Linked DNA regions of Mus musculus: region 1 is linked to region 2. A link is a loop called in an ENCODE intact Hi-C map of the cell type or tissue named here. Cell type or tissue: gastrocnemius. All regions are shown on one strand.

Evidence for each region. A loop is a pair of places that touch in the nucleus more often than their neighbours do. Peaks named below come from ENCODE experiments on the same cell type or tissue, not always from the same donor. Only the 100,000 strongest peaks of a DNase experiment are listed, where the experiment ranks them.
Region 1: it touches region 2 in a loop (4-fold over the local background); 2 of 42 quality-filtered maps call a loop at or near these places.

What each region holds. Positions count from the first base shown.
Region 1 is chrX:10,498,901-10,506,900 of GRCm38, forward strand. All of the region lies in intron 1 of Tspan7 (tetraspanin 7), which reads left to right. Among named protein-coding and RNA genes, the nearest start is that of Tspan7, 18 kb to the left of the region's middle. In gastrocnemius, no CTCF peak of the experiment used is centred here; no DNase peak of the experiment used is centred here; H3K27ac peaks cover 3,604 bases.
Region 2 is chrX:10,553,360-10,561,359 of GRCm38, forward strand. All of the region lies in intron 1 of Tspan7 (tetraspanin 7), which reads left to right. Among named protein-coding and RNA genes, the nearest start is that of Tspan7, 72 kb to the left of the region's middle. In gastrocnemius, no CTCF peak of the experiment used is centred here; no DNase peak of the experiment used is centred here; H3K27ac peaks cover 1,109 bases.

The DNA of each region.
Region 1 (8,000 bases), 54 kb before region 2:
TTTTGGAGAGTGAGCTTTGAAGTTCTTTAGGTTTGTATTCTTCAAAGATGTTTCAAGGACAAACAAGTAATTGCTTTGTATGTTGTACTTTTTTAAAAAAGAAGGGGGTGCCTAGAATACAGTGGTATTGCCCACCCTGATGGGGTTATACATGCTTTCAGACAGGTAACTCTTTGAGAGGTGCCTCAATGCCTACTTACAGTCAGTGATGGTGGGTGGTGGAGGGGCCTTCCTTAAAGTCTAATGACCACTGGAAAAGAAATGCACTGCTCCATATTGTCAGGAACACAGGACAAAGTATGAGATGTTGGGAGTGAGCTCTGGATAGAGCATCTCAAATATCTTTAAAATAAATATAGAAAAAGAGAGGCTCATAAATGAACACTCCAATTAAGAAGGTATTCAAATGAGTAGTCTAAGCAAACAGCATGGTATATGACATGCTGCTTTTGTAAAGAAAAATAAGTGCATGGAACAGTTACTGAAGAGGTCTCCACACACAATGTTAGCACTTATGGCTAAGAGGCAAAATACTTTATGGGTTCCCTTTTGGTGTGTTTTCCAAGGCTTCAACTAGCATTGCATATAGAAGGTGTTACTTTTATAATGAAGAAAGCAAGAAATGCTTAAGACATTCTATATATTACATCCTATCTGATTTTATTTCTCAAATATGGAGTGCTTTTTAAACATATATCATTTCATTTATCATGGAACAGTTTATCAGCTCGATCCTCTCTTATTGGGTTGAGTAAATGAAGAGCAAAACCAAATTTAACTTGATTCTTTCTAAGTCTTAAGTCTCTTCAAAATAAAGGAAAATGTCTGTTCCTTTTGGGCATTAACTTTCTGTGCTATATTATAAATATAATTTAAGGAAATAATATAATTGCCTGCCAATCAGCTCTATCAGATCTTATCGTTATGCTATTTTTGCCTTAAGCAACTAGTTCTTAAAGAAATATGAAAATTTTACACTCAGTGCCCTATCCTGTCCTCTCTGTCTTAAATATAGTTCATTAGTTGAGTCTATTTTGTACATATTTAATCATATATATGTATATACACATATATATATCCCCATAATTGCTATAAAGCATTATTTTTATATTTTTAAAGTCCACATAAATAAATCATTCTAAGCATATTGCCTTGAATCTTAGCATTTTGGTTTAACATATTCTGTCACGTTTCCATGTTAATAGATGAGGCTCAACCTTAGGGATTTTCCATGAACCAAATCTACAGACATCTCTTTTTAAAAAATTTTTATTATATATTTTCTTAATTTACATTTCAAATGCTATCCCCTATACCCTCCCCCTGCCCTGCTCCCCTACCCACTCACTCCTACTTCTTGGCCCTGGCATTACTGGGGCATATAAAGTTTGCTAGACCAAGGGGCCTCTCTTCCCAATGATGGCTGAGTAGGCCATCTTCTGCTACATATGCAGCTAGAGACATGAGCTCTGGGGGTACTGGTTAGTTCATATTGTTGTTCCACCTATAGGGTTGCAGACCCCTTCAGCTCCTTGGGTACTTTCGCTAGCTCCTACATTGGGGGCCCTGTGTTTCATCCTATAGATGACTGTGAGCATCCACTTCTGTATTTGCCAGGCACTGGCAAAGCCTCACACGAGACAGCTATATCAGGGTCCTTTCATCAAAATCTTGCTGGCATCTGCAGTAGTGTACAGACATCTCTTTTTGGAAACAAGCTTCATGTGTAGTTGATGGATGCTTTCATGCCATGACAGCTGTCACAAAAGATTGTTGTGGAGAAGGATGAAGAACACCTTAGCCAATCCTACTTCAATAATGTGATTTTTTGGCTGAGGCTAAGAATTTAGCCAAGTTGACACAAGGCAGATTAACAGGAAAATATATATATATTCACACTGTGTTGACTTTACATATATGCTGAACTGTCACAAGAGAGCAATGGTCTGAAGACATGATCAAAACAGAAAGCTTTTAGATTTTTAAAACAAGTACCAGTAAATACTGGAGTTAGTGATGGGACAAGGTGATCTTGACAGGGGATAATGAATTCTAGTGATGTAATTAGGAGACATATAGAGGGTGTAAAGCTAGTGAAAGATAAGGGCTATTTCACTAGGTTTATTTGTATGAGTCCATTGTGGCATGGCTCCCCAGTGATTGTGGGTTAGTTCTCATTCTGGTTTGGGTATACTTCCCCCTCCCAAAGGAATCTTTATGGTTTGCTTCCTGTACAAAGAGGCCAGTTAGACAGTTCTTCTGAAGCTACAGTGTCTCAGATGTTACTAGATCAAAATGATCAATAACCAGTGAGCATCTTTGGGATAGGATGGTCTTCACTCCTTTGCTGTATGCCTTGGAAAATATAGAGTATTTGCTATCTCTTCCTTTATAGAAATCTGTGAATCCCTAGTTCATTTGTTGTGTGATATGTCGTTGTCCATTCATTTTTTTCCTTCATTGGGGCCTTTTATGTTTACTTATAAGAAGTAAAATTTGATTAAAGTTTAGCTACAAACACACACATGTGTATACCATATATTTCCTTACTGTGTAAGTTTAAGTGTCTCCAATATAGCGTATTGAACATTAACATTAATCAATTCAATTTTTATGCATTTTGATCCTATTTTCTGACAGTTAGAAAAAACAAATTCAAGATAGACTTTACCCTGTTAGCTTCTAGGTGTTTTATTTGGCAGTTTGGAAGGGGATGGTATTTTCTCCTTGATTAGATTATTTTTGTCTCCAAGTGGACTATTATGACTTGAATGGAGAAAAGGGCTGTGTTGTCCATATGGATCAAACATGAGAATCATGACTGCTGGCAGCAACAGTATCTACTCTACGAAGATCACTGGATTAGATCAAGGTGGTGATATTGCTATGAACCCAACTACTGCTGTATGATTATTGAGCAGTTAGTAAAGGCAAGGATAAGGTTGACCATTTAACATGTGTTATCTTGTTTAGTCCTCATGCAAACTTGCTGAGGTAGTAATTACTGTTCCTTATTTTGAGAGGAAGTCCCCTGACGTCCAGAGTGTGGCCCACAGTCATGCCTGAAAGGGGTTTTTGTTATAGACCTCTTCACCCTTCTTGGGCCCAGTGTCCTGTTTCCAGAAGCACATTTCTCCAGGGTAAGCCTTTGGAGATGATTAGAGGTTACTCTTTGAGTCCTTTCTTAGTCATCAATTTGCTTTCCTGCAAAAAAGAAAAATTGTTTTTGCTCCTATGGACTGGCAAAAATTTCCTGTACAAGAAAGAAATCTTCTAATTTCCAGAATGATCCAAGTTTACAGCTCTAGTGTCTCTGGTTATTTTGGTTTATAGTTTTGGAAGTATTCCCATTTTTTTCTGTCCTTATAGCTCCAAGCTTCAGTTTTCCTAGTAAGAATAACAATACTTTGCAGACTGGGGATACAGGATAAGGAACCCTAATAGGAGATACACTCTTCTTGTCAACAACTAAGCAACAACTCCTGCTTTTCTTTCAAAAGTCTGAGTCTATAACGAATCTTCCTTTTTTTCCTTTTTAGTTCATGGTTGATGTAAGTTAGATAAGGCATCAAAAGTCCTGAGAATTTCCACTGGGTAGATGATACTCTGACTGTCATTTAAGATTAAATTATCTTATGCCTTAAAGATTCTAAATTGTTGCTCCAAAGCACATGAATATTATTTATCCCACTGCTATAAAATATAGTCGACATATGAAACTGATTCCTATGGCAACAAGCCCCAGACCACTTTGAACAGCCGGAAACCAAAGAAGTAAAAACTGCTAGAGATGCAACTTTTCCCCCTGCCTTTGCCCTGAAGAGTGCTAAAGGCAGTGGGAACTGTCAGGCATTTTCCTTTGGAGCTGACACTAGCTAAGCTGTTATCTAATCCACACATGGACACACAGATAAGGCTCATTTGCACAGCTGCCAACTCAGGCTTTGCCTGTTGATGTGATCTTGTTTCCACTCTCTGTATCTGCTTTTAGGGGGGAAAACAAACCTGACCATTCCTAATTTCTGTGAATAGTGACAGGAATTCTTGCCTGTATAAGGTTAATTGGCTGTGTTATCTCTGATGAGACGAGCTTAAGGGACTGGAGAACACTGGATAAAGTCTAGTTCAAAAACAGAAATTTCCCAATGCTGCTAAATTCCAGTTTCAAAAAAAAGACATTTGTAGATAGACATCTCTATTTTTTTGCTTGTAAAACCAATTCTATGATAGCAGTAATACACACACACACAGAGAGAGAGAGAGAGAAAGAGAAAGAGAGAGTAAATACTACATTATGTTTGGATCCTCTGACTTCCCTCTACATCAAGCCTCTTTAATTGTAAAGATTTGATTAATAAGGATTTTGGAATATTTTGTTTTAAAAAAAATCTATTTGTAGGGCCAGCTGAATGGCTTATTCAGTAAATGGTCTGATCCTTAGGACCCTTAAGGTAAAGAGAGAGAGAGAGAGAGAGAGAGAGAGAGAGAGAGCGCACTCAATCTCAAACGTTATCCTCTTTTATGACTTCAAAAGTTATCCTTATATGACTTCTGTACTCATGCTTAGAATGTCCCCACCCCACACAAAATAAATAAGCATAAAATTTTAAAGAGTATTTAAAACTATTGGTAGACTGGTGTCATGAGCCAGAGACAGAAACCTTCATTCAAATTAAACCTGAACTGAGCAGCGTATGTAGAGTTGTATTGCTTTTTTGTTTTAACTGTAAAGTAGTTCCCTGTGCTTATTTCCAGCGACTAAAACATGGAATTTGTCTTTAATTCCCCCCCCCCATCTCATTTCTAGCTTTGTCAAATCTCTCTCTTATCTGTTGTAGCCAGTTGCCGTAAATCAGCGGTTCTGAACTTGGGTCCTGACCCTTTAGGGGTCACATATCAAACACTCTACATATCAGATATTTACATTATGATTCATACAGTACTAACCGCTCAAGTACCAACAAAAATCATGTTATGGTGGGGGGTCACCAAAACTTGAGCAACTTTATTAAAGGGTTGCAGCATGAGGGAGGCTGAGAGCCACTGACTGATGTTTGGCTGTCTTCTCATTCATGTAGTACAGATCACCAAGTCCTGTTGAGTATTTTTTGTTTGTTTGTTTGTTTGTTTTGTTTTGTTTTTAAAGATTTGAGAGATTTTAATTGACAGGCATGGCTGTACCTAGTCTTTAAGTCTGCCCAAAGCAGACAGACTGAGAGCTTTCTAATCCTTTAGAATTTTATCTGGGAGTGACCTTGGAAAGCATTTACATCCAATCCCTTCTCTCCATTGCATTGCCAATTCATTTTCATCTATATTGTCCAGAGACCATGACAACAGTAAAACCAGTGCTACCATCTTGCTCTTGGTCTTGGACCATCACAGCGATTTAGACCCCTACTCCAAATCCCTTCATTTCACTCCTGTTTGTGATTTTTATTCTAAACAAGCAATTTGTTTTTTTTAAAGCCAAATTGAAAAAGAAAACAGCCATTATAAAACCTATAAAACCAAGTTCAAATTTTTTGCCTGCTGATAAAACATTAATATCCCCACACAGCCTCATTCCCTTTCCTATTTTTAGCTTCCATTCAGGTCACTGTCTCCAGTTCTCTGGTTACTAAATCTTACTAGTCTTCAAGAGTTTATTCAGTGATCACAGTCCCTAGGAAGCCATTTGTAAACTTTCCCTGCCCTCTCTCTCTCTCTCTCTCTCTCTCTCTCTCTCTCTCTCTCTCTCTCTCTCTCTCAACTTTGCCCAGCTATTATATTCTGCTTGTATAGTAATCATTTAACCATTTATTTGCTTGCCTGTCAGCTTTCCTCATTCTCTGCTTTTATGCCAGAGAGAATATTTATGCTCAGAATATCGAGGGCCTGTTAAATGCTAAGTGCTAGGATTCAGTTGGACCAAATGAACAAGGTGATCTGGTGAGAAGGTAGGAAATAGACAATAAACACGGAGAGAAAGAATAACACTTCAAGCGGCGGTGAGTGCTCCAAAGGAATAGTTCAAGAAGTGATGGTATAGGGCCCTAGTAATAGAGATATCACAAAAGCTCTCTAAGGAGGTGGCATTTAAGTTGAAACCTGAGGGGTAAGGAGGCTCAGAATGTAGATTGAGATAGTTCAGAACCCAGTGTGATTTCTGGTATTTGCTATCCATTGTTAAGCTGATTACCCCAGTTATCTGAGCTGAAGCAAGTAATTTAGAAGTCAATTTATTGTTTGATTGCTATTACTTGACTCCTATTGACAGCTGGGCCAGATTTGCCCTCCTAAAGATGAATTCTTGTAACAGGAAAAACAAAGCAGAGCACAGGAACCTCATTTTGGGTAATTGGCACCCTTCTTTGTAATGACAAGAAAAACATTTTGACATGAAATAGAGTTGTCGCTCAATGATTGTTTACGGCTAATGTTTTTCAGTTGTAGATCTGGTCCACATGGAGGCTTATGTACACAATGTTAAGTCTCTCAAATCCTCCTTGCCTGTTTGCCATCTGAAATTGTCTATTAAGCATCAGTTCACGCTTTAATTATCCTAAAGCCATTGTCAATTGAATCTCTTTGTTAGATTGATTTGTTTTAATACTACCAGCTCTAGAGTTAATCTGTTATGTGACACCAATCAAATTGTTTTGAAATTATGAACTTAAGAACGCCTACAGGAAAAGCACCTCGTGCTCTTGACCACCAAAGCACTTCCAATTCTCTTGTAGCCTTTGTTTTCATATCTTCCTCGTAGTGTAGATAAAAAGCATCCCAAACACACAGAATTCCATTTTTCCTAGTTAGTGCTATTCAGGTATAGGTTTGGGTATGGCTAACTGGTTGGGTGTCTTGTGCCTGAGATGAAATCTTTTGTTTTGTGGAAGAAATGTAAAATATTTGTCTACTTTAATTAAAAATCAAGTAATAGTGTAGTTAAATTGTTGTCCCTTCCAGAAGCTACTAAGTCACTGTGATACAGACTTTCGCTCCTCTACCCCGTGCTCTAGGCAGTTCTATGGAGATGTTTTACTTTCTTCTTGACTTTCCCTGGAGTTGGTCCTCCTGTGTGATCAGAAGGCATGGAAGACTATTTCGTTTTCATAATGTACAAAAATACGCCAAAGTGGAAGGAAAAACAGAGAAGGAATCGAGAAACAAAAGAAAAGAAAGCAAACCCCTCCCCTTGATTTTGAAAGTGATATAGATCGGTGAGAACTGTAGTTCTTCACATGTTCTGGCTAATCTACTCAATATTCTTCCAGCCTAGCAGACGTGTGATAGTATTGTAGTGTTTCCATTGTGTATCTTCATAGTTCATAATGGAGAAGTATATTTTCATATCTGTGCTATCCATTCTTAGATCAATTTGGGTCTGTATTTCATTTTTTCCCCTAAGAGACATCTTATTTTGCCCTAACCATTATGAGTTGAACATCGGTTGCTCAGATTATTCTCAACCACTATTTTGCCTGTCATAAAGCATTTTGTTGCCTTGTCTCCCTTTACAGAATTGGGAGTTGTAGAATAATTGATAAGCTATTAATGCTTTGAGTACTTTTGGTCTTGTCTTGAGGGGAGGTTATTTCCTTGAATATTTTTCCAAATGTGAAGTCACGTAACAGTTTGTTTCTTTAAAGCTGGTATGGCACATGTTAAAAAACAAAAAAAGTAAAACGATCAGATTAGCTCCTTACACAGAGTCTGTATTACAAGAGGCCTTATTTACTAGGCATTTTTGTAAAAGTTAAGAGTATTATGGATTTTTTAAAATTAGACTGAATGTTGAAATTAGAGGTTAAAATGTAAAAAAACAATTTCTTGAAAGTAATTTATTAAAAGTCTAATATGTATTAGCAATCCCTCATCAGTGTAGGGATGTGATCAATTCCTTAAATTCCCCTGTGTTCTGCTGGAGCAAATGGCCCATCTATGGAGCTACTTGGGAGAGGTAGTCAATGACAGTGATTGATGGTTATAAAATTTATCACATGAGCTTTGTGACAGCT
Region 2 (8,000 bases):
GATTAGAATGGTTGGCTCGTAACTTACTATCTTATACTATGGAAGGCTTAGGACACTTGTGGTGATGCTTGAAAGGGGACAGTTTCAGTAGAATTTTCATTAGAGTGTTGCTAAGGGGAAAGGGGACAAATAATAATGATAATGCTAATTTATGATTTTAGTTTTTCTTAAGATATATTCTAAAGCATTTCAAATCATTTTAGTAAATGATTATATGCTTCATGTAAGCTAAAAGTGCTGTCATATATTGCTAACTTTATGTTGTGGTTTTGATTTTTTGTTACCAAATATGGTAATTGTTGAAAGTACATGGTGGCTTTTTAAAATTTCTTTCCATTAATGCTTTTGGAAAATCAACAAGCCATATACTTACAGTATGGGGACAATGGAGGCTTCTCCTAACAACGAATCGTCTGAAGGCTTTCCACTTTTTCAAATAGAAATTTAAATTCAGAATGACTGAATTTATCTCCATCTAGATTCAAAGTTGGGCGTATTTGGTCTGGATGTGAGAACTTTTGGGAATTAGAGCATTCTTGCTGTAATATCATTTTAAAAATGCAAGCATACAAAGGAGGACCAAATATGTATAGTGCGTTGCTTTGGTATCTTCTGCTATCATCATGTTTAATTTACTGTATGCCTTTAGGTGATTTAGAGAGCTAGCATGCTCTTCTTCCCTGTTATCCCTTCCACCTTTAGCAATTTCTCTTGTTTTGTTTGTTTGTTTGTTGATTCATCATTTAGTTTTTTTGTTTTTGTTTAGGTCTGGCTTTTTTTGAGTATTTTTCTCATCGACTCTTTTTTTTAATTACTAGATATTTTCTTTATATACATTTCAGATGCTATTCTGAAAGTTCCCTATACACTCCCTCCGCCCTGCTCCCCTACCCACCCACTCCCGCTTCGTGGCCCTGGCATTCCCCTGTAATGGGGCATATAAGGTTTGCAATATCAAGGGCCTCTCTTCCCAGTGATGGTCGACTAGGCCGTCTTCTGCTTCATATGCAGCTAGAGACACGAGCTCTGGGGGTACTGATTAGTTCATATTGTTGTTCCACCTATAGGGTTGCAGACCCCTTCAGCTCCTTGGGTGCTTTCTCTAGCTTCTCCATTGGGGGCCCTGTGTTCCATTTTATAGATGACTGTGAGCATCCACTTCTGTATTTGCCAGGCACTGGCAGAGCCTCATACGAGACAGCTATAACAGGGTCCCTTCAGCAAAATCTTTCTGGCATATGCAATAGTGTCTGGGTTTGGTGGCTGATTATGGGATATATCCCTGGGTGGGGTAGTCTCTGGATAGTCTATCCTTTTGTCTTTCTTCTGGCTTTTTTGAGACTAGGTCTTTCATGTATCCTAGGCTTTCTTCAAACTCCCTAAGTTCCCTAGTGCTAAGTGGGATTACATGTGTGTACCACCACCACCCCAAAGTCTTTCCAGATGATCTCCTTTTATATCTGAAATTCCTAGAGAAGAATCCTATGACAGAGACACAAAATGGCACAGCACTGTCGCATCTGTGATGACAAGTGAGTAGAGCTCATGGTTCCCTGTGCCCAGAGTGAGCAGAAACAGAGCACCAAGAACAGGAATAATCTCAAACCCTTGCCTTCTTATTTGTACTGCCCACTTAGACAAGTATTTGGGGGGAAAAGAGGAAGAACAGATGTTTTTCCTCTTATATTAGATAGTAAATGATCAATTAACTATGGATATAATTCTTAAAATATGAACTGGCTTTAAATAAATTGTTCTAAATTTTTATTCAATCAAACTTGAAGTACACATCTTTCCACTTGACTCTTTAGTTTGCTTGTCAGCCATCTAGATTGTGGTTTTATTTCTTCATCGTTTTTATTAGCACAAATTCACTGCAGAAAGAATCGGTTTGTGTGTAGCATACAATATATGTAAATCATGTTCTTTGATCAGATATACCTCCTCTTAGCCTCTCTTGACCCCCAATACCTCTTCTCCTTCCTAAATAATCTCCCATTTGCTTTCAACACACACACACTAAAATCTAGACAACACATATGAATGCAACAATAACACTTGTCTTTCAGAGTCTGACTAATAGCCCCTAATATGGTGATTGGCAGTCTACTTAAGTCGAAATCACACAGTATCAATTTTCTTTGCGGCTGAGTAAAAGTTTATGTGTATATGTCATGGCATTCCTATCTATTTGTTGACTTCAGTTGAATCTTTAAACATTGGCTATGAGTCAGATTTTAATTCTGACATCTTAATGGAGATGCTTTCAGTACATCTTAGGATATAAAGTTCATAGAACTCCTTAGAGCAGTGGAACTGGTGTGGGTATGGCTTTGAATTGCTGCCTTCCTTAGGGAATCTTGATTGACCCCCTATTTACATAGAGACTATTTCAACAAGCATAGTTTTACACTTTTATATTTTTGTTGTTCACCCAGAATTTAGGGTTTGCAATAAAGTCATTCTTATAGTTTCAAGACATCTTATTTATCTCTTGTTCCCGTAATGTGAGGCATGGGATGGGATGTGATTGCTCCTTGTCTGTCTGATTTCATAGCCTCAATGTAAGGGCATGTGTATTTCTCTAACCCTCTAAGGTTTTTCATGGTGTGACACTATCCTAAGAAAACCTTCTTTACCATATGTAAAATTTCCAAAGGCTTTCTATGCTATTTTACAAATTTAACATATCATTTGTAATTATTTTTTGTATTACTAGCTCTTATGGCCTGCCCCATAGTAAAGTATGGAGAAGAAAGAGGCATTATACAGAGGACATCCTCTAGGGGATGGATTCTAAATTTAGAACTTCATTAATTGGAGTAATTGATTAATTGATGTAAACTATTCCCCTTCTAATTGTGCTAATGTTATTGAAGCTTCAAGAGCACCACATGCTAAAACTGCCCCAGACTGTTAAGCAGCATTTTGTGTATGTAGCAATGATGGTAAACCGTATCTACCTGAGCTATAGAATTCTTGGTTAGTGCATCTTTTGTTCACTTTGCCTGAAATTCACCCTCTCTATTTAACTGCTCCAACAACATGTCTAGTTGACTTTTTCAAAATAAATTATTTCTAAGCCATACCTGTGTTGACGTTTGAGCCAGGGGTGCTAGGAACTGAGTCCAGGTATCTGCAGCAAAACAAGGCCTTCTTACTGTTGAGTCATCTCTCAAACCCCAGGTTTCTTTCTTATGTTTATTCTATGACCAATTATACGCTGTTCCTCAGTATATACTGATCTGCTAATTTGGTTTTCTTATTGTTTTATTTTAGTGAACATTTTATTACAATTAACCTATTAATGGTGCAGATTAATGGATTTCACCGTGACATCCCCATACGTGTACATTTTGAGATTTGATCATGCCCATTTTCTCCATTTTGCGAAGAACCTCACTTTGACCCAGTTCACTACAGCATCCGGTGGTTTCTCGTAACGAATTCTTTCCCAGCCTCTCATGAACATGAGCATAGAGATTCCGAAGTATAAAAACAAGCTCTTGAACCTCAGCAAACTGATACTGCTAAACTGCTGCTTGAGAGCAGAGCCTGGTAAGCCTTGGTCAAGTGGGGACCAGGAAATAAGCTCTCTGCAAAGCATAAAGTAGGGACATTTATCTAGAGCCAAAGCAACTCGAAAGCCAGATGAGGCACTCCAGGGAGAGGACAAAGGTCTGCTTCTGAATTCCTGCTGAACATGCAGGCAGTGACCTTGAATGCTGCTGCTTCAGATTGTCCTTCCTGTCCTTGTCCTTTCACAACTGTGTATTGGATGGGCACATCTGTGACTTATGACTTCCCTTGCGAGAAATAGATTACATCTTCAACTGGAATTCTGAAGCTTAGACATGAGACAGGCCAGCTAATCCATTCTGAAACTGGTTTTAAATACATGCTAAACAACACACACCATGATCGAGTTTGAATTTGTCCACATTAGCTTGGAAGCAAGGGGTTCTAGAAGAGGCCAGGGGACCTCCAAGGGAAGAAAGTATTATGAAATGGTTCTTCTGAAGTGATGGTAAGACTTTGGGGGACAGGCAGTGCCATAATGTGACCTTCTGTAATAGTTTCATTTCCTAAGGAAGATGAAAGAGACATTGGATGATGTTTCTTAAGAAAGAGACACTCTTTCCTATCTCTATTGATGAGTACTGATACTATTTTGTTTCCAGAAATAAATAAAATATTTATTGATTGATGAAAATAAATTCCACTTTATAATCATCTAAAGGAATAATGATAATACTATCTCTCAATTGTTTACTATATGCCTCAAAGTACCTTAACATTCACCATGGAGTGAGAACCTCATTTAGTTGTCAGTACAGCTTTGTGAGTCACGGTAATTGCAGTAATGCTATCATCATTTAATAGACAGGGACACTGAGACAGAGAATAGGCCACTTGCCCTAGTTTTCACAACAGCCAGCAGCAGAGCGAGACTGTACTGCAGCTGTCTGTACAACTCTTACAGCAGCCATGCGGGCTCTTTGTCATCATGGACTCTGCATTAGGAATTTCAGAGATGCAATTCAGGCCTTCCTTTTATGAAGCCCCACTGTGCAAGGTTCGTTGCAACCATCTCATTTCTAGCAAAGGATTTTGTTATTCGTGTTTAGATAGTACTTTTTTAATGCCCTAATAGCAGCACCAATAAATTTATTTATGCACATTAACTAGGGCTGACTGCAATTCTGTCTTTCTTTTCTTCTTTTTTCTCCCTTTCTTTTTGGAAGTTTAAGTGAGTCACAGACTCAGGGTCAGTGGATCAGCAAGCTTTTGTCCCCTGTACCTTCTACAATAAAGGTATAGTCCTGTTGAAAGAAATGCAGAGAAGCTAGCCAAGATGCTACAAACCCTGTGGCTTTAAGAAAGAACATCTTACTAGTGCAGGCTCATTGATTCCTCCTGACTTTCTGGAAGGTGTTTCCTTACTCTGCTGCACTGGAAGCTCCTGTGTCTGGCTAGGATTTCCGCTTACTGCTGCATTCCGGTATCTTAAAAACTGGCCTTTGGGTGCTCTGATAGGCCAATCTTCTTCCTGTAAAATTCCAGAAGTGGTGTTTCAGTTTCATGTGACCTATACGTTCTTTTGAATACAGTGACTCAAAAGTCACTTTAATCTTGTGACCCCTGGCTATGTTTGCTTCCTTTTAATACTCCTTCCAGTTTGTGTCTGGTGTATGTGCTTAAAGCTGGTCTATTCTAAGTGATGTATAATTTGATGTCCTTGGCCTGAAACTTAGAAATGCCCTGCCAGTTGTTGCTACAATTCAATACCAGATTCCCAGGAGGGAGCCAGGTCCACAGGGCTTTTCTTCCTTCATATGTTACTTAGTGATTGGTAAGGATGCTGAGTTTCCTGCTGCCTCTTAAAACACAGCATCTTTCCTCATGGGACTGGAAGCCCCTGCCGATAGGAGGAAATCTTTCTGTGTGCATATGGACCCAGCAGTTTGCCAGCATGTGTGGCTGCCAACAGTTTTCTCCTAGTTGCAAAGACTTTATTTTCCCTGGACAGCAGTGCTATGCAACCCAGTAACACAGTAAGCTCCCATTGATAGGAACTTATTTTATGTATGTGGTGAAGTGCCTAAAATATACTTGGGTTTTTAATGTGTGACACTTGAGTGATGAAACGTGACATTTTGCTTATTTTATGCAAAGAATGTGTCAATGTTACAATATGCTACAGGTCTGTCCTAAGATAACGAATTGCCCCAGACCCAAGAGTGTTGTCTATCTCTTAAAACAGTGTTGGAGCCACTAGAGAGGCCTCAGTACCTGTATCTGTTGAATGGTGCTGGGGAGAATTTGCTTTCTCTACTGCATTACCTGGTCAAGTATGTGAAGGGGAAAGAACCAAGAGCAACCCTAAACTCCTCCTTCTTCTTCAATTCATGAAAACATCACAGCCTTTCATCTTTTTTTCCATTGTTTTTTTTTCATCCGAAATAGTGTCTTTTTAAGTAGCCCACAGCCTCCTTATGTACCTCTGACTAGCTTGAATTTTGGAATCTACCTTCTTCAGGCTCCCTAGTGCAATAACAGGTGTGTGACTATACCTGACTCTTCACATTCTCTTTTTTTGGAGAGATTTATTTATTTATTTATTTATGCATTAACAGTTAAATTTTTTATTGGATATTTTCTTTATTTATATTTCAAATGATATCCCCTTTCCTGGTTCCCCCCTCCCAAAAACCCCCTATCCTATTCTCCTTCCCCCTGCTTCTATGAGTGTTACTCCACCCACCCATCCACACCCACCTCCCCACCCTCAATTTATTTATTTTTATATAAGTACACTTTAGACACACCAAAACAGGGCATCAGATCCTGTTACAGATGGTTGTGAGCCACCATGTGGTTGCTGGGAATTGAACTCAGGACCTCGGAAGAGCAGATGGGTCTCTTAACCTCTGTGCTATTTCTCTAGCTGCTCTTTGCTTTCTCTTAATTGAATTTATATTGGCTTACAGTCTTTGCCTCTGGAATTACATGTAGGCCCCCGTTGATACAAACCCAAGTGCTAATATAAGGTTTGTCAGACAGCGAGATACTAAGACGAATCTAGTGATCCACAATCAGCCATTAAAAACTGAAATGCATAAAATAGAATATATATGTCTGTTCATAGTGAAGCTAAGTGTGGGTTTAAGAAGCCATTTAATACATGAATGTGTGTGTGTGTGTGTGTGTGTGTGTGTGTGTGTAAAGAGATTCAGTATAAATCTTATTTCTTTTTTGTTCTCTTATTTTCCCCAAGACAGCATCTTACATTCTAGCCTAGGCTGGCCTGGCATTGGCTAGTATGCCAGGCTGATCCAAAGAACACAGTGATCTCACTGCCTAGTTTCCTGAATGCTTGGATCACGGACTCATGCCAACATACCCAGATAAACTTTAGTTCTTATGTGGATCACAGTCAAGTCTGAAAGACCAAACTGTCTCCTTGGCCTAGCAGTTTGATTTTATAGTTGTTCCAGATCTTGATCATCGAAGTGTCAATTATGTGGAACCTTCCTTTATTATCTGGACAAGGCCACTGCTAAATCATCAAGGACAGATGAAATTATGGCCACTTTGCATGCTATAAGGCAATAAGTATACACATTGATATAAGGGATTCTTGAGTTAAGGATTCTGGGAAAGAATTCGTTAAGAGAAACCACCGGATGCTGTAGTGAACTAACTCTCTCTCTCTCTCTCTCTCTCTCTCTCTCTCTCTCTCTCTCTCTGTGTGTGTGTGTGTGTGTGTGTGTGTGTGTGTGTGTGTACTTGGTTTTCTATTAATTCCTGGCCCCCAGGAAGGTCAGCTTATTGTCATTTCCAGCTTCTCTCCAGAATACAAGTGTTTAAAGAAAGGACTTCTGGAAAGAGGTGTGCTACATTTTATTTTCATACCTTAGTGGATAGGAGGAGCTCCCTAGGGTACATAGAAAAATAACTTCAGCTATCTATTAACATTATCTGCTGTGGACTAATGGCCTGGGTTAGAGAATCATTGTAGCTAGCTGTAGCTGTTCTCTCTCTCTCTCTCTCTCTCTCTCTCTCTCTCTCTCTCTCTCTCTCTCTCTGTGTGTGTGTGTGTGTGTGTGTGTGTGTGTGTGTGTGTGTGTGTATACTCATGTGGGGATGACCTTGCCTGTGTGGGTACATGTGGAGACCAGAGGCTGGTGTTGAAATGTCTTCTTGAATCCCTTTCCACCTTCTGTTTTTGAGATAGAATCTCACACTGAATGTGGAGCTCATGACTTTGACTGTCTGGTCATCGAACCCACAGAATCTACCTGCCTCCATCCTTCAGAACTTATGTTATGCATGCACACTCCCAGCTTTTATATGGATGCTCATAATTCAGGTGCTCATGAGTTATAGGTTCTTTTCAGTGGCACATTAAATAAGGAAGGTTTCACCTAAGGTTACATGTGAAGGATTCATGAGAGGTGGACTTTGTATCTCCCAGTACTTAGTGTTTCTCTGAGGAT